Linked DNA regions of Mus musculus: region 2 is linked to region 1. The links are chromatin loops, found by intact Hi-C in ENCODE. Cell type or tissue: heart. All regions are shown on one strand. Links, peaks and the distances in the headings refer to the core of each region. The heading gives the core; the rest is flanking DNA.

Region 1 (11,540 bases), core at 2,404-10,403:
TTGACTTTTCCTGCACTGCTTTAAAGATTAAAACACACCACCATTGCCTCTACTACTCTACGGAGAGGGGGCAGAGACAGCGAGGTGAGTCCCTAGGCCCTAGAATATGGCAGGCCTCCAAGGGCCACCCTCCCCCGGGAAGGGATGATCCACACTTAGATAAAGATAAGGAAGTGGTGTGTGTTGTCAGGAGGGTAGACTGCTGAGGTGGTGGGCTGCACGGTAAAGGCCCTGGATACCCCTTCTTCCTCAGGAGGTGACTTGACATTCAGACATCAAGAAAGCACACATCAAGGCTTGGGAGAGATCACCCTGACGTCACGAGCTGTTGTAAAGCATCCTAGGATAGGGACAGTTCTTACCATTAAGTGGGGGTGTCAAGTATGAGCTGGAATGGGTAAGACATTTCCGGTGCTCTGGGCTCCTTCAACCCATTAAACTCAAGATCTAGCATTTTATAAAAACCAGGGTGCGTGAGTCTTCCAACACTCTTCCTGCATCAGTGTGACCCTGCTAACATCTCCTGCCATTACCTACCAATGTGTAAGTGTGCAATGGACACGTGGGATGAGTAGTCCTTTTGCTGATAAGCTATGTGCTTGGGAACATCTGGCCACATACTCATGAAAGCAGACAGTGCTGTCAGGAGTCCACGGAAGCCTGCCTGGCTCAGAACATTCCTGGATACCACCCTCAGAACACTCATGGGCAGTACTTATGCACATTCTCCCTGAGGGAAAGTGCTTCAAGCTCTCTTCTGGGGTTCAGGGACTTTCCTTCTGTAGTAGCAGAAACTCTTGACAAAGAAAATCATCTCAACGTTGTATAGCAAACATTTTTCAAGAGAATGGAGAAAACAGAGAGCTGGATATTGAGGAGATGCTGAGGTCCCAAGGAAACATCCCTAGTCTAGAGTGCAGAGACAGCACGCGACTGGCACTCACTGGACACCACCAGTTCCTCTGATTGCCACCTACTCAAGACTGCCATATGGGGGAGAACCAGCCTATTTCCTTTACCCTAGAGGGAACTAAAGCTCAAAGTGGTCCAGCCCTCCTCCACCCCTCTTTCCACAAGCCCCTGGACTCAGCGACTCCAGCAGCCTGCCTCTAGAGGAGTCCCCACTAGGGTGGCCTCAGCAGATGGCGCCCCCAAGTGGCTGGAAGTGGAGATCTTTCTGGCAATGGCTGAGAACATTCCAGCAAATGAAATAGATCAATACTCCAGGACTTGGTATTTTCTGCCTAGGAATGGGAAACTAACTCAAAAAAGCCAAAAGCCGTGCTAGGGCAGACACAGAACTAAGAAAAAAAGCTGGAATAAAGAGAGGACTACCAGGAGAGGGGCACTGGATAGGCACCCAGCTATACAGCCTACCGAGAAGCCTGCGGCCTCGACACTTGACAAAAGAACCCCATAAGACCCCCCAGCAAGTCTCGCAGGGTCCACACCACTGTGTCAGTCGCAGGAAAGCACTGGAATCTCCAGTGTTCTGGCCATCTCTATACAGAATGCGCATGTCATGACCTGAATTTCGAAATGTTCCTACAGGCTCACTCAGTCCCCAGGTGGTGGTACTACTCTGGGAAGTTCTGGAAACTTGGTTGTGTGGCTCTTGTGGAAAAGCAGATCGCTGGGGTATGCCTTTGCAGGATGTAACTGGTTCCCTGTCCTGTCCAGTCTCATTCTGCTTCTCTCCCCCAGGATCCCATAGTCCGAGGCCCACGACAAGCACCCACAGACTGCACTTATGCAACTATGAGACCAACTACACCATGCTCCCTCAAGTTGTTCTAAGGAATTTTGGGTCCCTGATCCTTGATTGACAAATAATTACTATAGCACACACAAGTTCAGGTTCATGCTAAGAAGAACAAAAAACCCTCTTTCTGGTTGGCTGAAATGTAGAGACAGCTGTGGGATTCACACCCATGGAGCTGGCAAAATATGGTGAGATCTTGAAGAGAAAAAAATGTGCTCTCCGGGGCTCCCCGAAGAAAGTCTCATCAGCTAAGCAGATAACCCGAGGCACCAAGGTCTCCCTTTACCTTGTAGGTACCTCTACCCTGAGCAGAAGAGCAGCCCAATGGCCTCTCCCACTGCCTAGATCCACATCTGCAGCAGCAGCATAAGCTTAGGCGAAAACAGAGCAGTGTGGCCCAAGACACAGGACGGACAACAGGGAGCCAGCCACAGTTTCTCCAGGACATTAACGCCAGGTGGGGTTGTCTCCATCTTCAAGCTGAACGGGGGGAGGGGGGTGGGGGGGTGGGGGGGTGGGGTGTGTGTGTGTGTGCTCTGGCCTACTTCTGCTACTGCTCCCCTTTCTTTAGCTCATACACAACACTGACACAGAACAGGGCAGGAGAGCAAGGGCAAGATAAGGATCGAGGCTGGAGTGTGTCTGTGCCTTCTGACAAACACCCACAGCTCGAAACCTGTGGGTTTCTAGAAAGTGCCACACTGCAGACTACAGGGGGCAGCAGAGGGCAGGGAGTGACATGGCCCTTGCTGTTCACTTTTGTCCCCCATTTACAGGGAGCAAAGGGAGGCACTCCTGACTAGGGAGAGGCAGGAACCCAGACTCCCCATTTTTAACAAAGAAAGAGGAAAGAGAAGGGACAGTTTCTGGGTAAAACTGGGTCTGAGACTGAAGACTTGGAAAGAGTTTGCAGAGGGTGACACATGCTGTGGCTGTGACTGAGGGAGACACATGCTGTGACTATTGTTCTGGGAGGTGCACAGGAAAGCAATGGGACCGGGATTACAGTGCTGATTGCTGTCTTCTGCACAGTCCTAAAGTCAACAAAGTGTTTTTATTTCACACAAAAAAATAATTATAATTCCTTTACTGTATATTACACACATGCACGCACACATCTATCTCATATAAAGGACTCAAGCAGACCATAAAACAACCTTCAAAGCACTGCACTTGAAAGAACCAGCTACATTTAAGGATGCAGGGGAAAAAAACCTGAAAACCATTCTTGTAAAGTCCCAAGTTCAGTGAGAACCATCACTAAGAGAATCATGAAGACAACATAGAAAGGAGAAGGGTGGCCAGCGCCTGTGCCACCAAGTCACAGGAGACAGGGCAGGCCAGTGAGCGAGTCTCAGGAGACAGGGAAGGCCAGTGAGAGAGTCTCAGGAGACAGGGCAGGCCAGTGAGTCTCAGGAGACAGGGCAGGCCAGTGAGTCTCAGGAGACAGGGCAGGCCAGTGAGCGAGTCTCAGGAGACAGGGCAGGCCAGTGAGTCTCAGGAGACAGGGCAGGCCAGTGAGTCTCAGGAGACAGGGCAGGCCAGTGAGCGAGTCTCAGGAGACAGGGCAGGCCAGTGAGTCTCAGGAGACAGGGCAGGCCAGTGAGAGAGTCTCAGGAGGCAGGGCAGGCCAGTGAGTCTCAGGAGACAGGGCAGGCCAGTGAGCGAGTCTCAGGAGACAGGGCAGGCCAGTGAGTCTCAGGAGACAGGGCAGGCCAGTGAGTCTCAGGAGACAGGGCAGGCCAGTGAGCGAGTCTCAGGAGACAGGGCAGGCCAAAACGTGCTGCAGGCGACTTAGCATGTGTGCATAATGGAACTGACTCCCCAACCACCAGAGAGCCAGCAAAGCTCCAAGAATTCCACAGTAACTTTTCCTTCCTCCCTCCTTGCACTTCTCCAGCCAACTTGTATCCAAACTCACCTTCAGGTTCAAACACAAGACATTCTGCAGTTAAGTTATGGAAGACCCAATTTGTCCAAAACTGCCTTCCCTTCCTCTGTAGGAATACTTTATAAGCATGCACATATTTCATAATAGTGAGAAAATATAAGCACTTTTTATAGCCTAGCCTTGGATGGAACTAAAGTGATTTTCGTAGCAGTTCGGCCAGGTTAACTCACAAGGACTCCTCTGCACCGGCCTGGGCCGTAGAGCCCACCTCTCTGTAACACTTGCTCTTTGCTAGGATGGGCACAGGCGTTATCTACAGGAGCCTCTAACACACCCCAGATACTTTACCACCAACTGAGAGAGGAGTTTCAGGAGATGATGCTCCTTCTCAGTCCCACAAACTGGACAAGACGCCACCAGGACAGCTCTGTCTCTACAAGGAGACAAGCAACATTCTGTCCGTAGCAGCAGTAGGAACTGGGATTTGTGGCCTGCAGCCAGAGAAACAAAAAAAAGTTGGCAAGCGTGGTCAGGGAAGAGTGTGTGACAACATAGCCAGACACAGGCGACCAAGACCAGGAGTATATCCAGGGAAACCGACAGTATGGAACTGAGTGGTGTGTGAGGTTTCACTCCTGTGCCAGAAGTCACTTCCAAAGAAAACTTGTACATACCTAACAGAAGTCTGACAGCCGTCCCATGAATGTAAAAGAACGGCACAAGAGGCGCTCAGTGGTACCTCAAAGATTAAAGAGAGAGAAAGGACTAAATTCTTTAAATACTTCTGTCACCTAAGACAAACTGCCTCAGACACATAGAAATTAGTTACAAATTTGTATCTTGGGCACACAGGACTTTAAAAGTGAAAGGGGATGTTGCTGTAATTACCTCATCCTTTTTCTTTTTTTCTTTTTCTTTTTTTTCTTTTTTCTTTTGGTTTTTCAAGACAGGGTTTCTGTGTGTAGCCTTGGCTGTCCTGGAACTCACTCTGTAGACCAGGCTGGCCTCAAACTCAGAAATCTGCCTGCCTCTGCCTCCCAAGTGCTGGGATCAAAGGCGTGCGTGCACCCTGACTTCCCTGAGAGACAACTATGCCTCTCTGTCAACACACTCCTAACACGTGCAAAGCATAGGCTCTCCATACAAAGCAAGGTGCACCTTCATTTGTGCTTGCCTGGTTTTTTCCATATTCTGGACTTCTGCACCTGGGGTAGAGCACAGGGAAGGCCAGGGCTTTTTCCTTACAGTGCCAGTTAGAGAAGCGTAAGATGCCAGCTTCCTGTTTAGCAGTGATGTCAGTCACCTGTGTTATTCTGCTGGGTGCTATGTAGCTCTCGTGACTGCAGACGTGACTTCTCTGTGAAACGCTAGGGATCTGGGGAAACCCACGGAGACTGTACACACGGCATCGTGTACACACCATACTCCTCTTCAGCTTGCTTCATTCATTGCTATGAGCTGGAAGCACCGGTCCCACTGGGATTCCCAGGACAGCTGTGATGGCTCGAGCCTAAAATGTTCCTCGCTCCCCAACTGCTGATGCTATGTGGGGTAGTAGACTCTCTGGGGGTGGGCAATGAGTAGAAACAAGTCATGAGGGTCAGGCTTTTGGAGGTCACAGCCAAGGCCTCTAGTATAGGCCAGGCCACCCTGTGTTTCCTTGTCTACCATGGTGTAAGAGCCACAGCCACAGGCTCCCACCACAACAGGCTCCGATGGGCTGAGGTTCCTCTGAAACCATCAGCCAAAACAAATCGTTCATCCTTTCAGTCATCTCTGTCAGGGAATTTGTTCACAGCAATAGAAAGTAACCGGTCCACACTGCATCCAATCAAAGAAACCTGTGAACTACTGCCATTATTCTGTGTCTTACAAATGAACTCAGAGCATTTAAATAATAGTCTAATCAATACTTAGCTAGTTTATGATTCAAGATATATATATATGTATATATGTATATGTATATATATATCGCATATGACTGGAGAGGGGAAAAAAACAGACAGACCTGTGGCTGGATCATGTCTGTATAATTAGACTCCAAGGTTAGCCAATTTACATAGAACACACAAGACGGCCAGAATCAACTCGAGAAAGCCAATGCTGAGCTGAGATGCAAGTTCATAAAAAGGTATCATTTAAACCACTCAGGTAGGCTGGACGGATGGCTCAGTGGCTAAGAGTGCTCGCCGAGGAAGCATGAGAAGCTGTGTTCAAATGTGCACACCCACATAGAAAGCTGAGCATGATCACGTGGGCCTGTAACCGGAGGTCTGCGGGGGACAGGAGGAGGAGGGCAAGAGGTCCAGGGAATAAGGAAGAGAGCGATAGGGCTTGCCCCATCTCAAGGGAATAAGAAGTGATCAAGCCAAACACTACACGCCCTTGGTGTGTACTCGGACGTGTGCATAGACACACACACACACACACACACACACACACACACACACACTCTCACACATGCACTACAGAGCCAGCAAAATTTGTTGCTAACAGCTGGCACACACAGACCTTACCCAAGCACCCAGGCCTCTGTGTAGTGTCAGAAAGGCAGTGGGGAGTCTCTGCATGGAGCTCACATGGTAGAAAGAGATGTCTGTCTGTCACAACTGAAACATATGCGACATATGAGAGCCAGGGAGTAAATCCTTTCAGCAATGCAGACTGGCCAAGCTTATAGTAGGGGGATTGTGTTGGTGGCCCTGGGCTTTGTTTTTAGAGGGTAGTTGGAGAAGCTGGCACAGACCCACAGTGGGCATGCAACACATAGAGACTGCAAGAGGGAGATGGGGGAAGTTAGCTCAAGAATAATGTAAAAGAAACAAGTGGTGTGACAACTTCCAAACATGCCTTTAAGAGCAGGTTGTTAGAAGCATTCTGAAAGTCCAGTAAATGTGCCCAAGGTTAAGTTAGCATGCAGGGGGAATCAGGTCAGGCCTTCCCTGAGGAGAGCTTCTAGGATCTCTTTTCTTTGCTGTTGCTTTCTAAAAACAAAACAAATAAACACAAACAATTATATTCAATAGGCACTTGGTTTTCTTTTCCTTTCTAACAGGTTACATAACTAACTTTTTTCATTTTAGGCATGAAACGAGTTGCCTGAGTTTGGCCCCCAAGAACACATAGGAAAAAAATCCCAGAGACAGTAGTTGGTGCTCATACCCCCAGTGCAGGGGAGGTAGAGACAAGAGGACCCCTGGGGGCTCGCAGGCCAGCCAGCTTAGCCTACTTGCCAAGTTCTAGACCAGTGACAAACTCCCCACTCCACTCCCCTGTCACACACACAAACCAAAGAAAAGGCAGCTCTGGTTATCACTTCTCAGCCAGCAGGGGGCAGGATGCTGGCTTCTTGAGTCTCGTGCTGCATTTTTTTTAGTGTACACATGATTAGTAATTCCTTACCTACTTACTAGTTTTATCTTTTAAAACTCTCCAGCAAATCCACTGCCATAAAGACAGTTCTTGAGAAATATGGACTTAATACTTAGAAATGCCCCAACCTGAAGCAAGACTCGGCTTAGCTGACGCCATCATTTCTCCCTCAAGGATATCCTCTAAAAGCCAGCTTTCATAATTCCTGATACAAAGAAACCTTCTGTGGATAAGCCCTTGAGCATCTCCACCCCGTACTGTCAGAGATTATAAGTGAAAGGAACCTATGGGGACTGTCACCATTAAGAGGACAGTGTCATGAGACTCCTGCAAAGCCAAGGACATGCTACACAGATCACATGGGTTTCACAGACAGATTCAAACATTCAAGTGGCAAGTGCTGTTCTTAAGGAGTCCGGTACGGAAAGGGGACTCGAAAGCTTTTCATCTAACATCCAAATGCGGTGTGACCCACCCCAAGATCCTGTGCCTACACTACACCAGCCAGAGCCTGGGGTCTGACGTACCAGGGAGTGTCTCTCCTAACTAGTATTAGTTCAGTGTCCTCACAGAGTGAAGCTGATCTTAGGAGAGGTGCCTTCTGGTCACATGTGACCGACCCAGCTGTTTTTGCTGTGGGAAATAAATACCTTAACTGTGTTCCCTTGGTTCTTAAAGAGGAATTGACTTTCTGCTCTCCTAGTCACTCCCATGTATGCACAGGGAGCAAATGGAGTGTTCAGGAGAGGAAGGAAGTCCTAGGAGGGGGAAGAATGCTGGGGGCAATGGTCCAAGGACGCGGGAAAGAGGAACAGCCAGTCCTTCCCACCCAGGCCCATCTCAGCAGTCAGGGATCCCACTCATGGCCTGAGTCTGAGTGGAGACTTGATTAGTGGAAACTTGCAGCACTCAACATTCATGCCAAATACCATCAACTGTGTCCACCTGCACTTCATCTCCCTCCCTTCACAGCTGGTGGCTCCACCCACTACCAAGCCAGAGCCAGGCTTCTGCCCTTGCTTCTGGGTTCAAACACTGAACCGGTACAACCTTCTATCTTGCAAATGACTGCCTGGTGCGGACAGAGAGGAGCAGCCTGGGAGCTCTCAGGAATCCCAGGTTAGACCAAGTGTGAAGTAGATGTTAACACTTAGAGGAAAACTTTCAAAGCCACTCTAACTTCCTAATAAAGTTTATGTAAAGCAGCTAACTGAACGTAGACAGAAAAGATGGCTCAAAAATGAAAGTAAGTCAGACAGTCTCTCTCTTTCTCTCTCTCTTCTGTGTGTGTGTGTGTGTGTGTGTGTGTGTGTGTCTGTCTGTCTGTCTGTCAAGACCTTTAGCTTTAAAATTAAAAGTATACTAGGCAGTGGTGACGCACACCTCGGGAGGCTGAAGCAGGAAAACCTTTGTGAGTTGGAAGGTAGCCTGGTCTACAGAGCATGTTTTGTGAGTTGGAAGGTAGCCTGGTCTACAGAGTATGTTTCGGGACAGCCAGGGCTCCACAGAGAAACACTGTTTCAAAACCACACAAGCAAAAGCAGAAGAAGCAGTTACTCTGCCCCACATCTGTAATCTCAGCACCACATCTGTAATCTCAGCCCCACATCTGTAATCTCAGCCCCACATCTGTAATCTCAGCCCCACATCTGTAATCTCAGCCCCACATCTGTAATCTCAGCACCACATCTGTAATCTCAGCCCCACATCTGTAATCTCAGCCCCACATCTGTAATCTCAGCACCACATCTGTAATCTCAGCACCACATCTGTAATCTCAGCACCACATCTGTAATCTCAGCACCACATCTGTAATCTCAGCACCACATCTGTAATCTCAGCACCACATCTGTAATCTCAGCACCACATCTGTAATCTCAGCACCACATCTGTAATCTCAGCACCACATCTGTAATCTCAGCACCACATCTGTAATCTCAGCACCACATCTGTAATCTCAGCACCACATCTGTAATCTCAGCACCACATCTGTAATCTCAGCACCACATCTGTAATCTCAGCACCACATCTGTAATCTCAGCACCACATCTGTAATCTCAGCACCACATCTGTAATCTCAGCACCACATCTGTAATCTCAGCACCACATCTGTAATCTCAGCACCAGAGGAGAGCAGGCAAGAGGCTAGGAAATTTGAGGCTGACCTAGGCTACATGAAACTGTGTCGCAAAAAAAGCCAGAAAGGGGGTGGGGTGGGGGTAGAGACAGACAGAGGTGGGAATCACTGATTTCCAAAGGATGGGAAACAATTTCACAAGGCAAGGATAACAAGCAGTCTTCTATCTCTACCGGCTGAAAAGTAACGCAGTCAGCCAGAAGGCAAGGGGTAGCCCCAGGCACTGCCAAGCGTGACAGCTAGAGCCCAAGACTCAGGAGACTTCAGTGAAATCATGTCAACAGGTTACTACAAACCTGGACATGACACCTCAATTTACGAACAACAACCTAAAAATGGGCAGCGCTGAGCCAACGAGATGGTTCAGAGGGCAAAAACATCTGCTAAGCACACCAAATGACCACAACTGGCTCCCCAGATCCCAGATCCCATGGTGGAAGGCGACCTGACTCCCTACAGTGCCCACTAGTATGAAAGAGGGATGCGTGCTCCTAGACACACACGCACACACACACTTTTTAAATGTAGAGTTTTAAGTCTGAGATTAGAAAAAAAAAAAAAAAAAGGGGCACAGAACTAAAGAGCCCTGAGCCTGCTGATAGGGAGCATAGGTTCTGAAGGGCTCCAGAGTGACTGCCTTCTCTCAAAGAGTAGCCTGGGGCCCTTTCCAGACAGAGGCAGTAACTAACACCATAGGCTGTGTGGCTTTCTACTCTACTTTCTCCAGATTTATACAAAACAGCCATTCAAGCTTTGGAGGTTACTTTAAAAAAAATGTATTAGATATCACATATATAATGTGAGGCAAATATATTAATGTTATTCAAGATAAATACTTTTTAAATTTCAAAGCTTTAATTTCTTTTAAAATGACAGTAGAAATAAATCATAAATAAAAGATGTTTGGGAAGCGTGCAAGAGAGCAGAGGCTGAGAGCAGCTGCTCTGGAGAACTGCTTGCACAAAGGCTGCCCTGAGCTGATGCATCATGACACAGCAGCTAAAAGACTGCGAGGAGCAGTCACGCTGACAGAGCTCTACCCCCAAGTAGCACAATGAGGGTCAGGAAGGGGCTCAGGGGTAAAGGCCCCTGAAGCACCAGCCTGAGGACATGGGGGTGGAGATGGAAAAACTGCCTACTCCCTGGCCCTGCCCCGTAGAGCATAGCATAAGAGAAGCCTGCCTGAACAAGGTGAATGCATGTGCCTGTCTGCACATGCATGCACACACATGTTCTCACCCCCCCCCAAGCAAGAGCATAGAAACATCCCCAAGGCATATTAAATGAATAATTTGCAACACAATGCATATATTTAAATCTTTAATATTTTCCCATTTATTTACTTTGTATGTATTTTCATGTGTGTGTGTGTGTGTGTGTGTGTGTGTGTGTGTGTGTGTGTGTTCTCTCCTTCTACCATGAAGGTTCAGGGGACTGAACCTTGGCTTTCAGGTTTGGCAGCTTCCTTACCCAGTGAGCTGCCTTTCTGGCACTGTTTAAATCTTATGTTAAAATGCTATCAGAGTAACACACACACACACACACACACACACACACACACACACACAGGAGGGGGAGGGTTTAGTTTTCCCTTTATGACTGGATCATTAACAAACACAGCCCAATGCACACAGACACACAGCCTTTGACAAACTACATTTAACATTGATGTTGAATAGTTATTTCCTGAACCCTTTCCTGCTAGAGGGAAATCAGGAGGCAAGGAAGACTGGCAAGAAAGTTGCACGGACCACCTGCCCTGCCCTGAGAGCTCTCACAGTGAACACCACAGGGAGACTCTTCTTAGAACTCCTACAAGCTGGGCTGGCGTCTTAGCTGCTGTTCTCCTGCCACCATGACAAAGCACCGTTTATAAAGGAAAGCATTACCAGGGAGCTTGCTAGCTCCTCTGTGGTCATCACTGCAGGAAGCAGATGGCATGGTGCTGAAGCAATAGCTGAGAGCTTCACCTCCTGACTCACAGGCAGCAGGCAGAGAAAACCTGACTGGGCCTGATGGGGGGCCCACCCCAGTGACACACCTCCTAATCCTTCCCAAACAGTTCCATCAGCTGGGGACCAGGGAGCCTTTGTCATTCACACCACTATAGACCAGGAAGGAAGGTTCTGTCCCCTGTGCAGGGTTCAGCCCCGGTCTCTGGAGGGAACAAATCTGTTGCACCTCCCTAGGACAACTTGGAAAACCATCTGAACAGCCATGGCACAGCGGAAGGCATGCCTGCTGGGTCTGACACCAAGGACACAGGGGGACAGTCACACTGCCCTGACAACTGCCTGCCTCAGCGGCAGCCCCAGGACACATACTGACAACCCAGGCAGAATCTGCACCGTGTGCCAGGACAGAACCTAGCACCTCCC
Region 2 (11,540 bases), core at 1,945-9,944, 73 kb after region 1:
ACTGGGGTTTGTACAGCATTCCTGACAGGGTAATCAGTTTTTAAGGACTCTTCTTATGGCTGTGGTATAGAAATTTTAGAGGATGCAGGCAAAGAAAAGAACACAATGAGGGGTGGAGAGACTGAGAGGAGAAAGGAAAGGGGAAAAGAAGATACCAAAATTTAAGTGCTAGATTCAACAGGAGCCCTCAGGGTTATTATATGTTAGTACAACATTGACTAGCTGCAAGCTACCAGCAGTCTTGATTCTGAAGAGTGACTTTGCCCACCTTACAGGTATCTCAGAGTAATGACACATGTCTAGTAGCTAGGACCCCATCTTCTGGTGAGCAGAAGATGGGAACTTTCTAGAAGGTAGAAGCATTTAGGCAGACAGAGGAGGAGAAGACATGTGAGTGAGGCCAGAGACCCAGGTGCTCAGTCTGCGTGGCTAAATTACCCTACAAGAAGCCAGCTCTCATTTCCTTCCCTACCTGTTTTCCTTTCTCTTTGTTCTAAGTTCTCATCTTCTTCATGTTCTTGGCACACAGCACATCTGCCCATGTGTGAAGCTTCCACAACAGGTTTGTGTACCTGAACATTCAGTCCCCAGATAGTGGTGCTATTTGGAGACAGATGAACCTCTTGGAGGTGGGGCTTATCTAGCAATCATTGGAACTTGGGAACCAGGGTTGTTTTCTGGTTCAGCAAGATGTAACAAGTCACACCCAGGTCCTGCCTTTATCTTGTCCCTGTGTTAATGGACAGTATCCCTTAGATGGTTAATCTAAATTCGTCCCTCTCTACTTCATTTTTTGATTGTTTGGTTGGTTGATTGGTTTGCTTTGTTTCTCTGTATCTACTTCCAAGTATCTTTCAAAGTCAGTTGAAATGTTTCCCTTTTTATATATGTTTTATTTTATGTGAGTGCATTTTGCCTGCATGTATGTATGTAGACCACATGCATGTTTGGTGCCACAGAGGTCAGAAGAGTGCATCAGATACCCAGAAGTGGAGCTATGGATGGCTGTGAATAACTGTGTGGATGCTGGAAATCCAGCCCAGATCCTGTACAAGAGCAACGAGTGCTCTTAGCCATGGAGCCATCACTCCAGCCCCAGCTTCTTCCCTTTCTCTGTAAACTTAGTGCTCTGTGCAGATACCAGTAACAGAACGAGTTCTGTCTGTCCGTGAAGGGTATGCTTATCAAAGACAAACAACTTTACTATTCCTAACTCCCACTAATTTCCTAAAGTCTAATTTTCTACTGCAAATTCCATGGAAGCATTGCTGTTTGCCTTGAAACCTAAAATAAACAAACTAGCAAACAACAACCCTCTGAGTTTGCCCATAAATTGGCAAGTTAGAGGTGGGAGAGTGTTGCAAGCTATGTTTGCAGAAGAGCTTGGGTTGTCATGCCCGAGGCGTATCCTCCAGGCATGTAAGAATGGCAGGCATATTTTTGTCTTTTGTTTCATCTCTGGTATTAACTGCTTAGAAAAGTAGTCAGGGCTGAGGTGTGTCACATGGGGAAACGAGGGCGGTCACACAGCTGTCTGCTCTGGAGCTGATCTTGTCTGTGCTCAGGCCAGACAGGAGGCTGCATTATGCTTCAGGATCTTGCACGGCCTGTCTACACACGGATGATGCAATGCCTGGCACACAGTTGAGTTCTTCTGGAATGCTATGTCCAGGGAAAACTCCTTGCTTGCTCATATACTAGGTGCCCCTGCTAATCAAATGACACAGGCATCATCCCATGATGCCCAGCTCCAGGGTAAAGTGTGGCCATCATATCTCAGAAATCCAAAACATGCTATTATTGGCTTTAGTTTTCTGGGGCTGCCTATTAATGCCGGCTGGCCTCTTACAAACATCTTGCCTTCCTTTCAGTTACAAACAGTAGCAAGTTAAAAACAAAAGCATCTAAGCAGATATAGCATGACACTAAAGGCAAGCTAAAGCAATGGGACCAGTAAGAGGTTAGCAAGAAAAGGTGACACCAAGCCTGAAGACTAGGGCTTGATCCCTGGAAGCCATGTGGTAGAAATTTAGAACTGAATCCCACAAGTTGTCCTCTGACCTTCAGATGAATACTGCCACAAACATATACCACATGTACACATGAAGATAACATTTGGAAATGACTTTGAAGGAAGAGGGAATTCCAACTTGCAAAGATTCTCTGGGCGGAGGATTGTTCAGGACTGAGAGAAAGGCTTTGGTTAGTTTCCTATGATGGAGTTAGGGGACATGTCAGGGAGACCCCAAAGCTGTGTCCTTATAATAACAGGTGACCACTAAATCCAACTCCAAGGAGGACTGGTCTGTGGACCTCAGAGTAAGCATCATTGGCTCAGTCAAAGGGAGGTTGAGCATTTCCACTGCCTCACTGCCTTCTCTGCTCAGTGGTCAGCCCCTCCTTCAAGTGAGAACTGAACACAGCTTTGCAGATATCAGTTGGTTGAGCCCCAAATCACTCACCTGCCCAGGCACTGCCTCCCTGTTCTTCCCTGGACACTACTAGGACATGCCAACCCTGCCCACCCTTCATACTAATCACACCAGCCAGGAAAGCTGCCATGATGGCAGAAGCGATGGCTTCAAGACCTTCAGGAAGGAGTGGATCCTGCCCAGAGAAGAGTAAGTATCCCAGGAGCCATAGAGCCAGAACCCCAGAAGCAGAAACCTGGGTCTAGCTTCCAATCTATACAACAGGACCAACAAGGTGGCCATTTTGTTTAAAAAGTAGAGAATGGCTGTAATAAAGTCTAGAAAACAGACATGTTCTTCAACAGGTGCTATGTAAGTAACAGGATGACAAATCCATATCACATGGGGTGGGGGGGTCGTGTCAGTGCCATATTGTCACCAAAATACCAACACTGCACACCAGAATATGAAGTACAACCCATCTGCTTGGATGTTTTAATATACACATGAGAACATGCAATGAAAGCATCTAAAAATCCACTGGATGCCTGACAGAGACCACAGGCAAGAGTGGGGGATGGGATTGCTTATCTATTTATACTATAGGGGTTTTTATTTTGTACATATGACCTCACTTTCACTGTTAAAAATACTATACTATAAAATGTAAAAACACACTACTTAGAATAGAGGGTTTAGGCGATATAGCTACACCCTAGGGTTGGTACAGTTTAAACCAAAAAGGAACCTTGGATTTCCATGGCCACATTTCAGATTTGTGCACACAAAATGGAAATGTATTTAAAACATTGTTTTGGGGGTGTGCTGATTTGCTTTTTCTTGGGGGGAGTGGAGAACTCTCAGTAAAGCCCCTAATTGAACAGGCTTAGAGGAAAGAGTGAGTCACCCACGAGCTACCGAGCAGCACCAGCGTGGGCAGAGCTGCCTGATAACAACTGACAGACACTAGGTCACCCAGCAGGGCAGTGACAACCGCGATACTGTGCCTCTGCGCTCAGACTGATGGGTAAGAGGTTGTGCAACGGTCCTGGCCACTCAAGCAGGCTTTAGGATGCTCCACACTTCTCCACCCTGTCTCCTGGCACGCACAGGAGATCACATGAACTGAGCAGGCATGCTCACACACTGCTGGAAGGTCCTGACCCAAACCCCAAACCCCACTAGAGTCTTCCCCATCACCCTCTGAATCATAGGTGTTACCATGACTGGCCTGGAAAACCCATCAAACAAGAGAGGGGACAGAGCAGCAGGGGAGGAAAGTGTGGCTAACCTCCCCACAGCAGGGCAGCATGTCACACAGTTCCCTGAGTGATACAGCGACATGTCTTGCACGTGCTTAGGCAGATGTCAGTCCTGTCCCTCAACGTATGACTGTGGCTGAGATTTCTGTAGCAGTTGCTCTCTGATGTCACTAGGCAGTTTCATGGCAATCACTAGGGACATTTGTCCCATTTCAGGGCCACTGAATCAGACTTCCTGGCAAAGTAATAGCTTCCATATTTTCCCCACTCTTACTAAATTATTTTTTGGGTAAAACTTTCCTGAGCTTGCCCGTCTGCCTCGTGGTGGAAAGGTCCTGTTTCTGCACTAAGTTGTAACTCTAGGCTCCCAGCACACAGGGTGTCCATGGAAGTGGCACAAAGCATTCCTGGGTCAGGGCATGCATCACTGTAAGACCCTCTGCTCCTCTGCTGACAGGAGGGCTTCTATGAGGAGTGATAGCTCAAAATCAAAGCAGCCAGGACTTCCAGGTTCTGGGACAAAGGCTGTCCCTGGAGCTTGTCTGTGGCACTCTGTGAACAAGCCCTTGAAATGTGAAGGCTGTCACTGGCCTTGTAACCTGGCTGATGGCAAATGCATGGCTCTGGTATGCAGCCAGAGTTACAAATCATTCCTGTTGTCATCCATGCCATACAACAAAATCTATAGCGACCTGTTCTTTTGCTTTTGTTTTGTTTGGGTTGTTTGTTTGTTTGTTTGTTTGTTTGAGACAAAGTCTCACTATACAGCCCTGGTTGTCCTGGAACTCACTCTGTAGACCAGGCTGGCCTGGAACTCACTCTGTAGACCAGGCTGGTTGTCCTGGAACTCACTCTGTAGACCAGGCTGGTATAGAGACCCACAGGCCTCTGCTTCTGAGTCTTACCTGGCTTGTAATGAAAACTTTGACTGAAAAATACTGAAAGTAAAAAACAGTATGAGACCATATCAAACACCAGGAATAAATTTTAAAATAGTATTTTTAAAAAAGAAATTCAAAATGGTGGGGGGGGGGAAGGAAAAGAAGAAAGAATAGAAAGCCAGGTGCTTGAAGCAAGAGTTTCTTTGATCATCTACACAACACATGTCTGTGAGTATCCAGTGTGTGTAGAAGTCACAGGACAGAAGTCCTACTGCTGTGAATTGTAGAAGGCAATCCTTCTCAAGAAGCAGAGGCTCACTGGAGCTGAGCACAGCAACAGCTGCTGGCTAACAGAGAGATATCAGGTTCTCCTGTGCAGGAGTCCACTGTGGGCCAGAAGGTCCTCCGCTAGCAGCTGTCTGAAAGCCAAGGCGGGGAATTCCGTTGCCATTGCCAAGGCCACACTGATGGAAACAGTGACCTCCAGAGGCCAGTCAGATTGGCAGTGGTCAGAAGCTGTCCAGCCATGCTGAGGTGGGCTTCCGGGCTAGGGTCTGAGGAATTCATGGCTCACAAAGTGTGTGCACCCCACCAGAGATTCATCCCCTGCACATTTGGGGTTTATTTTTTCATCACCTTTCATGAAGCAACTGAGGTTTGGAACTATACATGGAGGCCAAGGTGTATCACTCTCAGTTCCTGTACTCAAGAGAGTTACATTTGACTGGGAAACCTACACACAGGTAAATGGCAGTGCCATGGTTTTGATGTTGATGCCAGTTATGCTATACAGAGCTGGAGTGATGGAGGCATGTGGATATGGGTAAAGATGAGTGGCAAGCTAAGGTCAGCAGAATATGTGACCCGGGCAGGTTAGGCTCTTAGCGTAACAAAAATGAAAACAGGACCATGTTAGACCAACCAGCACTGGGCAAGAAGGGTGGAGGCAGATTCCATGTTAGAACTCAGAAGCCACACCTTCCCTAATTAGATGGGTAATTGTTAACAGCAATCTGGGTTATGTGCTCTCATGTAATTCCTTCATTACGATTCCTGTAGTTCGGCCTGAAGCTTGGGTCTTCCTTGTCTCATTTGATTTTCATGGAAGTCTCTCGAAGTACACAGAACTTGTGTTTTAAAAAATTTCCTTAGCTGGGCTTGGTGGCGCACGCCTTTAATCCCAGCACTTGGGAGGCAGAGGCAGGCGGATTTCTTGAGTTCGAGGCCAGCCTGGTCTACAGAGTGAGTTCCAGGACAGCCAGGGCTACACAGAGAAACCCTGTCTTGAAAAACAAAAAACAAAAAACAAACACAAAAAAATTCCTCAAAGCTTTGTGACTAAGTGTGTCTAGTACAACAGAGCTCACACAGTTTTCGCTATAATCATTTCTGGTACAGCTTTCTTAGGTTAAAAGAGATACATAGCCACTTCAGTCTTTCTCTTTCCTAGTCTCTAGAAGTCCTTGAGATAAAAAGAGTGGTGACCATTCCTTATGAAAATGGAGGTCTAGATTGCAGAGAATCGGTCTCAAGCTAAGGAACACTAGACACCTTCAAAAGTCCAAGAGACAAGGAACACTGTCTGTCCCTTAAGACCCACAAAGAGTGTGGCTTTTATTTTATACTTGTAACTTCCAAAACTGGGAGAGAATAAATAGCTAGTGTCTGAATTCACTTAGTTTGTAACCAATTGGTCGAAGGCATAAGAAACCAATATACCCCCAAGTGTTGTTAACCCTACTTTTCTGAAAGATGAAGTCACTCTGGGGAAAGTCTATATGCCTGTAGTTCTGCCTGGAGCTTGGGTCCTACCTTATCTCATTTGATTTTCACAGTCTCATTGCCTAGAATCAGATGGGTCTCTGCAACATACAAAACTCAGAGTACAGAAAGGATGCTGAAATCCTTAGCTGCCACACTGTGTGTGCTTTAGATCACAGGGGCCCAGCAATGGAGGCAGGAAGAGCGGGAAGGAACAAGGAAGATGTCCCTGACTGCTGGGAGTGAGGAGACAGGAGCTTCCAGATGCTCATAGTGTCAATGGTTCCCCAATTTTCCTCATGACAGAGTTGAATTCTATCAAGAAGCACATACTGAATGATGCTATTTTCCAGTCTCCTATGAGTATCCACTGAAGTATATCAAAATTAGCTCAGTGGGATTTCTTCTTTTTCCTTTGTACTGGAGATTGACCTTGGGGCCTCACGTATAGGGAAGCACCCTACCACTGAGCTACATTCCCAGATGGTTGCGTGAGGTCCCCATGGTGATCCTTTAAAAGCTGATGCAGCATGAACACTCTTGAAGAAGGAAGCTTAGTGTTAGGATAGTTGGGCCAAAAACACAGACTATCCCTAAATTTCCACCATGCAGTCTGTCTACCTACTTTAGGATGCTCACACTTGGGCTGCCTTTTAGCAAATACAAAAATCCTAATTTGTTCAACCTGTTCTTTTTGGAGAACTAAAATGAACTACTTCTCAGTAAAAGATATAACAACAGCTCCAAGCTATTCATGGTTTTTAGAAATCTTGTGTTGTTGTTGATGATGTTGCTGTTATGGTGTTGGTGATGTTGGTGGTGGTGATGGTAGTGTGTGTGTGTGTGTGTGTGAGAGAGAGAGAGAGGGGGGGGGAGAGAGAGAACATATGAAGTACAACCATCTTGAACTTCCACTTTGTTTGAAATAATATCTCCCTCTGTCATGGCATACATGAGGCTAGCTGGCCTTTAAGTTCCCAGGAATTCTCCTGTCTCTACTTCCCATCTCACAGTAGGAGTGCTGGGATTTCAGATGCACACTATCATAATTATATCTGGCTCTATGTGAGTTCTGGAGCTCTAACCTCAGGTCTTCATGCTTACAAGTCAAGTATTCTCCCCACAAAACCATTTCTCCTGTCCAAGTTCACAACTGATGCCAATGGGAAAGAAACTTGAAAGTTGCTGTTCATCCAAGACCAAGGACTAATGAAATAAAGCCCCTCCCTTTGCTCTGTGGAATCCTGTCTGCCACCTTCCACCTTCCTGTTGCCTCTATCAGCCTTTCTTTGGACAGATGAACATCCTAGGCCCTCCACCTAGAGACTATGCAAACGATGCCCTACCAATGGGCTGCTCTGACCACAGTAAGACGAGCTTTCTCTAGTACCCCCTCCAATGCTGAGGCTTTGACAGAGAACAGCCAGCATCATAATCAAGCGCACCTCACATCCACAGGCAGCCCTGCATTCCACTGGGAAGAAGATGCACGCGCAGTGCTTGCCTAACGAGGTCTGTGGTAAAAACTCTGGCTTTTAAGATGACCCACTCAACCCCATTAATGACCAGGCTTTACCACTGAAGCACAGTCACGCCTTAATTAAGTTCTTTATGAGGCCCAGCAGGCCTGGCATAGATGGGTCAGGATGCTGACAGTGATGCCAGGCAAATCAAAGGAGCCGGTGTCCCCATTCCACCCAGTGAAGAGGGAGAGGAGAACAGAGAGACAATGTTTCTAAATAAAACACACGTCTGAAATCCTACACGTTCTAGGGAACATTAGTGGTTGGCACGCCAAGCTGTATTTTTGAACACTGTGACCAAGCACAGGTTTGACTTTGGCCTTCCAAATGTCTTGGCATTGCTGAAACCTGGATACTCACCCTCTTTTCTCCTATTATCTTTTCCTTTGCAATTTTTCTTATCCAAAGTGGAAAAAGCCAGGGTAGCTGCATAGATAGAGCAACTTGTTTTGACTCCAGAAACTTGGGATGTCTGGCTTTTGGCCTGCTACACATGGTATGGCCACCAACAAGTGTCTGTGTTGTGAGAGGGGATTCATAGGTTGGGCTCTTCACCTCCGTCCTCCTTTGGCTTTGGAGGTAATGGGTGAGAGGGAAGGAGAACAGATGGCCTCTATGTATGAAGAGGAACCCAGTCCGGTGAGAAAGGAAACAGACTGGATCCACACAGGGCTGTAGGAGAAAACTTTATAAACAAGGAGTTGGCATTTGCAAAATATGGAGGGGAGTCTGAGAAAAGGGTCATCTTTTCTCTTGCTCTTGCAGAGGATCTGAGTTTGGTTCCCAGCACCCATGTGGGAAGCTCTCTACTGCCTATAACTCTAACTCCAAGGAATCCAAAGCAAATGGCCTCTGATGGCACCTGTACATGCATGTGTGCATTCACAGACACACATTTTTAAAAATCTATTTTTGAAAATACAGAGAGAGCAAATAAAATTAAATACAGAACCCTCCTAAAAAAAATCCCATATGCACACTCTCATTCCTAGGTCTTCTAAGCCTTCAATTTCAAGGCTGATGGGAACCTCTCTAGAACTGGAAAACTAGGTAGAATTTTTTTTATTTGGTTTCAAAAATAAAATCTGATGTTCAACTGATGTTAGAGATTCATTTCAGTTCCATCTTTAGCCATGTTTAGAAAAACAATACATAGTGTGACACATTCAACACCACACAGCAAGCAGAATCTAGAAGTCTAGATTGTTTTTCAAGATTGCTCCACTGTGGTGGAACATTGGGCACATGGCTTCTTGGATCTTCTGAGTGCTAAACATTCGTCTGAGTACCCAAACAATGGCCTGCCAAGATGGAATCTGTCCATCCTGATAAAGGGACTTGTTTTTACTTTAAAGATACAATGAGATACTGCCACTGAAACAGTTCTGTGGAAAGAAAAGTTATTCAATATATGTTGACGGGCATTCTCCTCTGTTGCCATGGTGCTTGAGTGAGTCCAGAGTGTGACAGATGGGCTCATATATGTCTTTCCACCATGGCCTGGATATGTTCTGGAGACTACAGTCAAATCTATCAACTACAAAGATACTCCTTAGTAACTATCCCTGAGTCACCTACCATGGTTCCCTTCAGTAAGCACCATGGATTAATCTGCATTCCCCTTTCAAGAGATAGCCATAGCTCTTCTCATAGATGACCCTCTGTAAAAAGTAAAGCCTTGAAACCCTGCTATCATCAATGTGACATCACCTGTGCCAGCTGCTTCCAAAGCCAGGAACTCACTTCTATTGAGCTAAAACTGATGTGGGGCTGCCCCACTCAGATCTGGTCCACAGAAATGGCTTCTACGTGTCTAGTTTCTTTTTCACCTAAGAATTCTCATCTATGGCATTGCTCTTTATTAAAAGCAACTTTTTCTTATTGAAGAGATTCACAAAGAGACCCCCCCCTTTTCATTTTGTACACAGTTTTGTGGAAATTTAGTCATGAGCATTTACGTTATTTGGAGGTTTTAAGCAAACTCAGGAAGTCAATGTGACCCCAGACCATTGTGTGGGAGGTCGGTTTGGCCACTGACCATTCAGGACCATTTTCAACTTTTCTCTGAGAAGGTGGCAGGTGAGATAAAATGCACTCTTGAAGACTTTTCTAGAAAGTTTATGACATTAAGATCTCTCCCTTCCTTTAATGCTAGCTTTAGCTTGGGAAGAAATGGTCAACATTTCCAAGAAATAGGTTGCATGGAAAAAGGAAGCATGGGCCTTGGGATCCAAGCCAGGTGTCTGCTGAAGCCATGCGCCTACTAAATCACAGCAAGTAGTCAGCCTCAGAGCCTCCTTCCTGGTTGAAACAATGGGAATAATGACATCCATGGACAGATGTGGATTTAAGAGTCCCTAATACAAGTCCTGGGTCAAAAAACAAAACAAAACAAAACAAAACAAAACAAAACCCACAACAGCTTCCTGGCCACATCACACTCCATGTATATATTCTGAATAGTCTAATGCCCTATAGCTGTTCACACTGGCCATTTTCCAGTGCCTTCTCTCTCTGGCAGCAAAGCTCTAATTAATGTCTTGTCCATTAGTTAAAGACCACTCCCATGATGGAGAGAAGTTAGAGGACAAGAGTGTATCAAATACTTTCTTTGGAAATAATCCAACAAAAACTTTCAGTACAAAGCTCAAGGAAAAAAAAAAACTCTTTGTCCACCAAATTGGCAGAATCCTCACTAGTTTTTTTTTTTTTTTTTTTTTTTTTTTAGAAGACTGGACATGACTGCCACAATTGTGTTAGAACAGTGGGAAGTTGAATACCAAAGCCAACTGGATCTTAGGTCTTTCCTCTAGACAAAGAGAGCTGGCTCCAGAAGATTTATTGGCAGACTCCATGCCATTCCTGAATTTAAGCATATAAGCTAATCTTTAGTAAACAGAAAGTAGATGTTGAATATAATGGGTTCTGGGTATCAAGAAAGGAGTATAAATTCAGTTGCCAGATCTACAGCACTGAGAACCACGAAGTCAAAAGCACACAGTCACAGTTTACAAAGCCAGCAGGTGGCTTCAGAAGGAGACCATGGAACAAGTAAGATGTCAGAGACATTGAGCCCTGGAGAGGAGGGATGCTCTCTGCTAAACTTAAAAGCCAGAGATATTCCAGCACCATCTTCACCAAATGTGTCGTTGAGTCCCTGCATTGAGAAGGCATTGGCCTTTGGGATGAAGGGACCAAATGGATCAGTGAATCAAATGGCTCAACAGAGGACACATTTCTGAGTAGACTCACAGGAAACTCTTTATGACCACTTCTGTTATAATCACCCTTGTTTTACATCTTACATCACGAAAGGAAAACAAGACTGTATACAGCCTGGTAAATACAGCACATTCCCAAAACACCACTAAGAAAACAGCTCTGACACTTAGTTCTTGAATTCTCACAAGTTTGCCTTTGTTTTTTGTTTTTAACAGAGTCCCAAAATCCTCTAGAAGCTGCCAAGGAAAAGCTACTATTCAAAACACCTGGTTGTGGATATCTCTTAACAGGCAAGAACAGCAGGTGGCTCAGTGAGAATATAGAGAGATGGGAATTTCTCTCATAAGTTACAGACACACCTGGGTTAGGGATCCTTCAGCAGAAGTGAAACCTGCCTTTCCACTTCCATCATAGCCACCTAACGAACACAACCAACACAACCTCCCTGACCCAGAGTTGCCAAGAGGTCAAACCAGGGAG

The links. A loop is a pair of places that touch in the nucleus more often than their neighbours do. Peaks named below come from ENCODE experiments on the same cell type or tissue, not always from the same donor. Only the 100,000 strongest peaks of a DNase experiment are listed, where the experiment ranks them.
Region 2: a loop joins it to region 1, with 2.5 times the contacts of the local background. A loop is called at or near these places in 10 of 42 quality-filtered maps.

Annotation. Positions count from the first base shown.
Region 1 is chr9:15,026,787-15,038,326 of GRCm38, forward strand. All of the region lies in intron 1 of Panx1 (pannexin 1), which reads right to left. Among named protein-coding and RNA genes, the nearest start is that of Panx1, 13 kb to the right of the region's middle. In heart, for the core only: CTCF peaks have their summits at 2,484 (motif pointing right) and 6,983 (motif pointing right); DNase peaks (open chromatin) are centred at 4,155 and 7,875; H3K27ac peaks cover 185 bases.
Region 2 is chr9:15,100,372-15,111,911 of GRCm38, forward strand. All of the region lies in intron 1 of Hephl1 (hephaestin-like 1), which reads right to left. Among named protein-coding and RNA genes, the nearest start is that of Hephl1, 6.0 kb to the right of the region's middle. In heart, for the core only: a CTCF peak has its summit at 5,034; no DNase peak of the experiment used is centred there; H3K27ac peaks cover 1,479 bases.